Regions from separate parts of the Homo sapiens genome. Here region 1 is linked to region 2. The links are chromatin contacts, found by Hi-C or POLR2A ChIA-PET in ENCODE. All regions are on one chromosome and are shown on one strand. The core of a region is the stretch at or near the end of the contact, and the rest is flanking DNA. Distances in the headings are between cores, read along the strand shown.

The links. Hi-C counts contacts between places; a loop is a spot of excess contacts on that map. ChIA-PET counts read pairs that join two places held with the same protein, here RNA polymerase II (POLR2A). Pooled maps may share reads with other maps.
Region 1: a pooled map shows a loop between it and region 2 (18-fold over the local background). The contact joins the promoter of U2AF2 here to the promoter of NUP62 in region 2. A Hi-C loop is called at or near these places in 7 of 50 pooled maps. POLR2A ChIA-PET finds 5 or more read pairs at or near these places in 2 of 52 experiments (CD4-positive, alpha-beta memory T cell and MCF 10A).

Annotation. Positions count from the first base shown.
Region 1 is chr19:55,653,653-55,657,348 of GRCh38, reverse strand. U2AF2 (U2 small nuclear RNA auxiliary factor 2) reads right to left here and starts at 2,314. Exons shown (of 12, transcript NM_007279.3): 1 at 2,196-2,314. The coding sequence starts at 2,244. RefSeq lists enhancers at 1,489-1,568, 2,519-3,188 and silencers at 1,929-2,068, 2,279-2,328, 2,419-2,468.
Region 2 is chr19:49,928,254-49,931,476 of GRCh38, reverse strand. NUP62 (nucleoporin 62) reads left to right here and starts at 1,973. Exons shown (of 3, transcript NM_016553.5): 1 at 1,973-2,151. It overlaps ATF5 (activating transcription factor 5), which reads right to left and starts at 2,272. Exons shown (of 3, transcript NM_001193646.2): 1 at 2,077-2,272; 2 at 449-745. The coding sequence starts at 626. It also overlaps a transcript of IL4I1 not described here. RefSeq lists silencers at 1,483-1,532, 2,383-2,442.

The DNA of each region.
Region 1 (3,696 bases), core at 1,065-3,564, 5.7 Mb before region 2:
TGACACGCGGGCAGAGCTTCCCCTATGGCAAGAACCCTCTCCCACACACTGATGCTGGACAGGTAAAAACAATGAGAGCTTCGTTTGCTCAAAACACTGTATTGTGGTCATCTTATGGGAGCAGCTCCGCCAACCCAGGAGCCGTGCCAGGTCTCAGGGACTGCCCTACCAGCACCAAAAGGGAAACCCCGGGAGAACCGGTGAAGCACCATCTGAGAGCCTCAAAGAACCGCCCAATCAGCTCCACTTGGTCCAGCAGAGTGGAACTTGGCCTTGCAGCCAGAGCTCAGAATCAGTACCTGCTTTTCTGCTTATGAACAACAAAAACCATGCAAAAGCAACTTAGCCTTTAAGACTTGGTTTTCTCTTTAAACGAGGGTCGTATCTACTCCATCCAGGTGTTGTGTGGCAGAATGACATTTGGAAAGCACCTTTTCCTGCCCTTTCCCAACTCTGACACAATCTCTGTGAGCGGAAGACCCTCCTCTCTAAGCATGGAATTTTACAATTGCAAATATCGCTTACTGCACACCCAGTGTACGCAAAGCCACATGCCACACACTTTACATGTTACCCCATTTAATCTCAGCTCTGCCTCTGACTAGCTGAGCCCTGAGAAAGTTTTTAACTTTTCTGAGCCCTCAGTTTCCTCCCCAGTAGAGGTGGAAATCATTTTGGCCTCACAAGGCTGTTAAAAGGATCCACTTAGTAAAACATGCTAAGAGTTTAGCGAAGAGCCTGGCACACGGTAAGCGCTCAGAGTTTAACTACATCTATCGTTACTATCATCCTTTTTAATCTTCTCAAAATCCGGTAACAAGAAAATAATAATCAGTCTACAAATGGAAAAAAATATATAAACGTATTAAAAGCAGTTACTAAACGACAAAGCAGGTATCTAAACTTCCTGATGTGCTCAACTCCAAAGCCTATGCTCTTGAGCAGTCCATCAACTAAGACAGAGTCAGACCCTCAGTAAACGTTATTGCTTCCCCAGGACACTGTTTCCTAATACAGCCCCTACCCAACTCTAGCCCGGGTTCAAAGGAAAATTCCTCAGCCCTCATTTCGTCCTCCGAACGAGCTAGGAACATGGGCAGCTGAAGCCTGAAAAGAAACAAGTCTCCAATCTTCCCTGGTCCTGTATTTCTTCACAAACTGAAACACGGAGGATTTTTAAAGCGTCTTAACAACTCTCCCACTTCTAATATTATTGGAATCCCTAAGATCAGGGCCCCAGGCTTTTTGTTCTAACCCATCACAATTTTCGATACCCTGAAGGGAACCTGCCTCCCACCTTCCCCGTAAGTGAAGAGTTTAGCGCAGTGGGCCAGATCCCTCTTCCTCCCTCAGAACCTGTTTTCTTATCTCTATATTGAGATCTGAGACTGAGTATTATCAGGTGCCCTGAGATTGGGATTGTAAATGATTTGAGGTTTGTCTCAAACACTCCATATCGCGATTCTCGGGACCGCCAAAAGCCCCGCATATGCAGGATGTGTGCGTGCGGACACTCAAAGAATGCAGATGCTTTTAGGCAACATGTGCCAAACACGTTAATATGAGGCGCCCCACTACCAACAGACGGGGCAGAAACCACCTGGCGGGAGAGATCAGAGCAAATCAGCAAAAAGGAAAAGGGGTACGCGAGGGGCCCGTGGCCTCCAAGCATCCGCCGAAACGGCTCTGCCCTCATCCACGTGAAGGAAGGAAAGGGGCCCCCCCACCAAGTTCTCACAACCGCCATTTTGGAAACAAAGGGGGCGTGGAGACGCTGCCGTGGGCCCGACCGGAAGCGGAAGTGCCAAGGCAGCGGGAGAAAAGAGATTACGGGGACTAACATAATCTCCTTTTCAGAGAAACCAAAAAGATTTTAAAAAACAAAAGTTCACGTCGAGGCATCTGGCGCGCTCGTGCCGCGTCCCCCGCGCCACCTCCGCCAGGACCACGTGGGGCGCAGGGACAGCCGCCGTGCGCATGCGTCACGGGCCCGCGCCCCGCCGCCCCCTTCCCCTCGCCTAGCGCGCGGCGGAACGCTGGGGACGTCACGTGAACGAGGCGCGCGCCACGGAACCAGGGTTGGGGGGCGCCGCGCGGCCGTGAAGTGGGGGGAAGCGAGGGAGAAAATGGCGGGGGGGCAAAGAGCGACGCGAGGAGCCGCCCACACCTCCGCCCCGCGACCCCGGTGCCCTCACCTTGTTTATTCTCGTTGAGCTGCCGCTCGAACTCGTCGAAGTCCGACATGCTGAGGCGGCCGCGTAGGGCCCTGTGCAGCTTTCGCCTCGCCTTGCCGCCCGCTCCAGCCGCTTCGGCTACTTCCGCCGCTGGCTTCGGCTACTTCCGGCCGCCGCCGGCGCTTCGCCACCTCCTACCTAATCAAGCCTCCGGCAGCCCTCCCCGCCCCGCCCGGGCTCCGCCCCCTCACCCGCCCGCCCGCCCGCGAGCTTGCCCCTCCCCCCGAGCCTGGCTCCGAAGCGCCTCGGCTATCTCCGGATACTGGACGAAGGCGAAGCAGGCGGCCGCTTCGGCTGCTTCCGAAAACACCCGAACGTAGGGTTTCGCCGACTTCCCAGGTTTCCGTAACTTTTCCGAGATTATCTCCTCAACGTTCGGAGGTTTCCGTGTGTCCTCGTGTGCCACTGCGCCCAGTCCCCTCTGCGAGTTCGGGTTCTTCCAACAATTCAATCCGTCCCAGTCTTTGGCTTCTTCCACGGACTTGCTCCGATCTTCTCCGCCGGCCCTGTCCAAGCAATCGGCCACTTCCGACAATCCTAACCGTCCCGGCCTTCGGCTCTTTCCGGAGATTTCCGGATCTCGCCCTCGGGCCCCTCCTGGGATTAAGCTCGAGTCCGTGTTTCGGCTCTTTCCGGAGATGCCACTTGCTCACGCCTCCGATCAGAGAACTTCGGCTCCTTCCGCCACCGCTTCGTGAAGGCCTCACTCTCCGGGGACAGCTTCGACTTTTTCCGTGGGTACCTCGGCTCCTTCCGGCTTCGGGAACGGAAAAGGGAAGGAGAACAGAGACGAGATGGATCAGGGGAAGGGATAGAGAAGGGGACGAGGTCCTAGTTCTCGGCACCTGGCTCTCCGGGTGGGGAAAGTGAAAGAAAAAAAGGGCCGGCCTCGCGGAGGGCCTGAGAAGGTTGTGCCAGACAAAAGCAGCAAGAGGGATGAAGGGTGCGCGCGACCGCTGCGGAGGTTGCCAGCGCGGCTTTTTGCGCCTGCGCAGGGTGGAAGCCGCGGGTGAGGGGAAACAGGCTTCTGCGCCTGCGTAAAAGTCGTTCTGTGGCGCGCTCTCCCACTGCTCCCGTGAAGGGGGTTGCGGGGACCAGGTTTCAGTCCCCATTGCGCGTGCGCGAGATTTCCCTTACAACGGTGAAAGTGCTTAATCCCCAGCCGTTAAATCCGGCCACCCTCTTGGTTGTCTCGGCAACCACATCAACGCGCTCCGGCTCTTCCCGCCGCGCAGGCGCGGCAGACGGATCATCTGGCATTACTTCCGGGAGACAGATGATCTGGCGTTACTGCCCCCTGGCGGCCCAACGGAAGTATCCTCCAGACTTGGCCTGGCCGCTAGGTGGCCTCCCTCGCTAGAGGTCATCGACTCACGCCTCTCGCGCCGCGCTCCGGTCTGGGTAGCCCAGCGGGTAGTGTCCACGCTTCTTTTTACTTTTTTTTTTTTTTTTTTGAGACGGA
Region 2 (3,223 bases), core at 724-3,223:
GAGGTCTCGCTATGTTGCCCACGTCCTGAACTCCTGGACTAAAGCAATTCTCCCCGCTTGGCCTCCCAAAGTGCTGGGATTACAGGCCATCATGCCTGGCTTCCTTCCCATCATTTATGCCTCAGTCAACATGTTACCTACTTGGAGAAGGTTTTCTGGCTACCCATTCTATATTAGGTCCCCTTTGTCATTTTGTAGCTCAGCTGCTAGGTGTTTTTGACTTATTCCAATACACTCTCATTTAATTTATCTCTGGTCTACTCCCCACAGTGTGAGCTGCTGGAAGGCACAGACCATGTTCTTCTTGTTCCCAGCCGTATCCTCAGCACCTAAAACAGTGCCTGGCACATTGTAGGCACTCAATATTTATTGAATACATGGATGAGTTCTTCCTCCCCCATCTTCCCCTGCCCTCCACTCCCCAGCTCCACCTTCCACCTGCCCTTACCTGCCAGGGGCTCTCCCCCCACTGGAAGCCCGCCCTCCAGGGCTCCCCCAAGGACCTCATAGGGAGCCAGGGGGGCAGGGGCCGGGGGGAGTTTCCCATAGTCTACGAGCCATCCCAGCCCACTAGCTGGGAGCAGGGCCCTGTCCAGCTCCAGCCCCAGGGTCGCCAGGAGTGACATGGCTGTAGCACAGGTGCTGGGCACTGATGGCAACAGGAGAGGCTGCACCAGCAGCTGGCACGAGGCTCTGGAGGATGCTCAGGTGGGCGAAGACAGGCACCAAGGCGAAAGTGGAAGACCTACACGCGTGAGACAAGAGTGGGTGTGGTCAGGACAGCGTCATCCACCGGCCAAAATCAAGGGGAAGCCAAGCCACACCCCCAGGCACGTCCATGAGGCTCCTCCCTCCCCCTTCCAACCACCGTTTAGAACACTAAGCCTCAGCCTCTCCGAATTCTAAATTTGCCCTTTCTTTACCCAAATCTCTGAGCCCCACCCACTCCCAAGGGAATTTCTTTAGGTCCTAAAGTAGGACCGATGCCCCACCCCTTCCCCCAATACAGAAAAAAAAAACCTAAAGGTCTCCCAGGGGAATTACCTTAGGCCCCTCCCATCCACCTCAGAATATTTCGCCTCAAGGAAAAACTCAATCCCAGGGACATTTTCTTCCAGCCACGCCCCTTCCTCTAAAATATTTCCTTTTGGCCCCACTGCCTTCCTAGCTTCCATCCCAAACCAGTTCCCAGGGGAACTGCCCCAGGCCGCAGCCCTTCAGCAATGTTATCCACTCAAATCCCACTCCTCGCTCTGCCGCTGCCCCTCCAAGCCCCGCCCCTCATTGTTTATTTAGCTCCGCCCCTCCCCCGATTCCCCAGAGGCCCCGCCTCTTTGTCACATCGAAACCCCACCCCTCAACTAACGGTTGGTTTAGCCCCGCCCCTTCTCACAATGTGCTTCCGAAATCCCACCCATCGTGACGACAGTGGTTCTATCCCCACCCACTTAGAGGGTTGCCTCTGGGTCCCGCCTTCTGCCCTGTCAATCTAAGCCAGTCCCCGCCTCAGCAGGTGCCTGGTTTAAAAGGAAGGAAGCTGGGCTGTGAGCCAGAGCAACGTGGGGCAGGGAGGGTGGAGGAGGGTAGAGGGGGCACGCGGAGAACGGCTACCCGAACGCCACCCGTCCACACGCGGCTCTGCGCCGAGGGCCAAGGCGCATGCTACGTCGCCCGAGCGGTCCAATTGCCTTTACACCTCCGCCCTCTTGGGGATCAATGCGCATGTGCGGCCATTCAGGGTCCGCAGCTCTTTCACTACGGGGCACTGGTGGGCTACTGCGCAGGAACAACCAAGCACGAAGAATCGTTTAGAAAAAAAAAAAACACACCCTCCCCTGGAGTGCTCAGGCCCAGCTGCACGCGGGCTGACAAACATCGAGTCTAGAACTCTCCCACCCGGCCCCGGGCCCAGTGCGCATGCGCAGCCGCGCGCCTTCGGCCCACCGTACTACTTCTGCGCCTGCGCGACCGTGATTCCCCGCTCGCGACTCCCCACCCCCCAGGGCTCCCTAAAGAGGGCCACGAGCTGCGAAAGGGCGGGAAAGGCAGTTGGAGAAGAGGTAAGCGGTTACTCACTCCATGGCTGCAGCAAGGAGAGGCGGCGGCGGCCTCGGCTGAAGAAAGAAGGTGGGAGCGGAGAGCGCAGGCGTGGTGAGCGCGGAGACGGGCCGGGGGCACAAAGGGGTCGAGGCTACAGAGCCATGGCCGGGGCTACGCAGGCAGAGGCGGCGACACTGTAGTGAGAAGAGACTGTGATCCGAGGACAGGGAATGAGGCGGCCCCGGGGACTGGGGACAGATATATACTGGGTGGCGGAGCACGGCCCTCCCGGATCCTTCCGCGCCCCGCCCTCGCGCGGCCCCAACCGGGAGGCAGCCGGGTCCCCTCCTCCTGGGGATCAGGGGATCCGAGCCTTTCCTTCCCACTCCTAGGGTCCGGGACCCTCCTCCCTCTCAGCTGGGGATCCGACCTCTTCCCTCTGAGCCGGGGATCCAGCCCTCTCCTTGTGGCTCCGGGGTCTGGTTTCCTCCTCCTGACTCTAAGCTCTGGTTTCTTTCTCTTTCTGCCTCTGAGGTCTGGGCCTGCTTCCTCCTGTGATTTTGAGGATCCAGCCTCATTCTCTTCCCGCAGACCTGCACCAGTTCATTTCTCTTTCCCTTTCCTTGCTTGCAGAATTTCCTGCCAGTCACTTTTCACTTCTTCATCCCCCAGCTGCTGACTCTGAGAAACCCTCGTGGGTTAGAGTCCAGCATGAGTCACAGCACTCTCCCAAATACAGACCTGCCAGGATGGCCTCGGGCAAATAACTTAAGTTCTCTTACTTCATTTCCCTATCTGTAAAATAAGAAAAATCAACTCGCCTGGTGGGTTTATGAGACTCAAATAAGACGATGTCTGGCAAGCCTTATGCACAGAGCTCAACTCATACATTCCTGTTCAACTGTTTTTTTTTTTTGAGACGGAGTCTCTCCGTCTCTGTCGCCCAGGCTGGAGTGCAGTGGCGCGATCTCGGCTCACTGCAAACTCCGCCTCCCAGGTTCACGCCATTCTCCTGCCTCAGCCTCCCGAGTAGCTGGGACTACAGGCGCCCGCCACCACGCCCGGCTAATTTTTTGTATTTTTAGTAGAGACGGGGTTTCACTGTGTTAGCCAGGATGGTCTCAATTTCCTGGCCTCGTGATCCGCCCGCCTCGGCCTCCCAAAGTGCTGGGATTACAGGCGT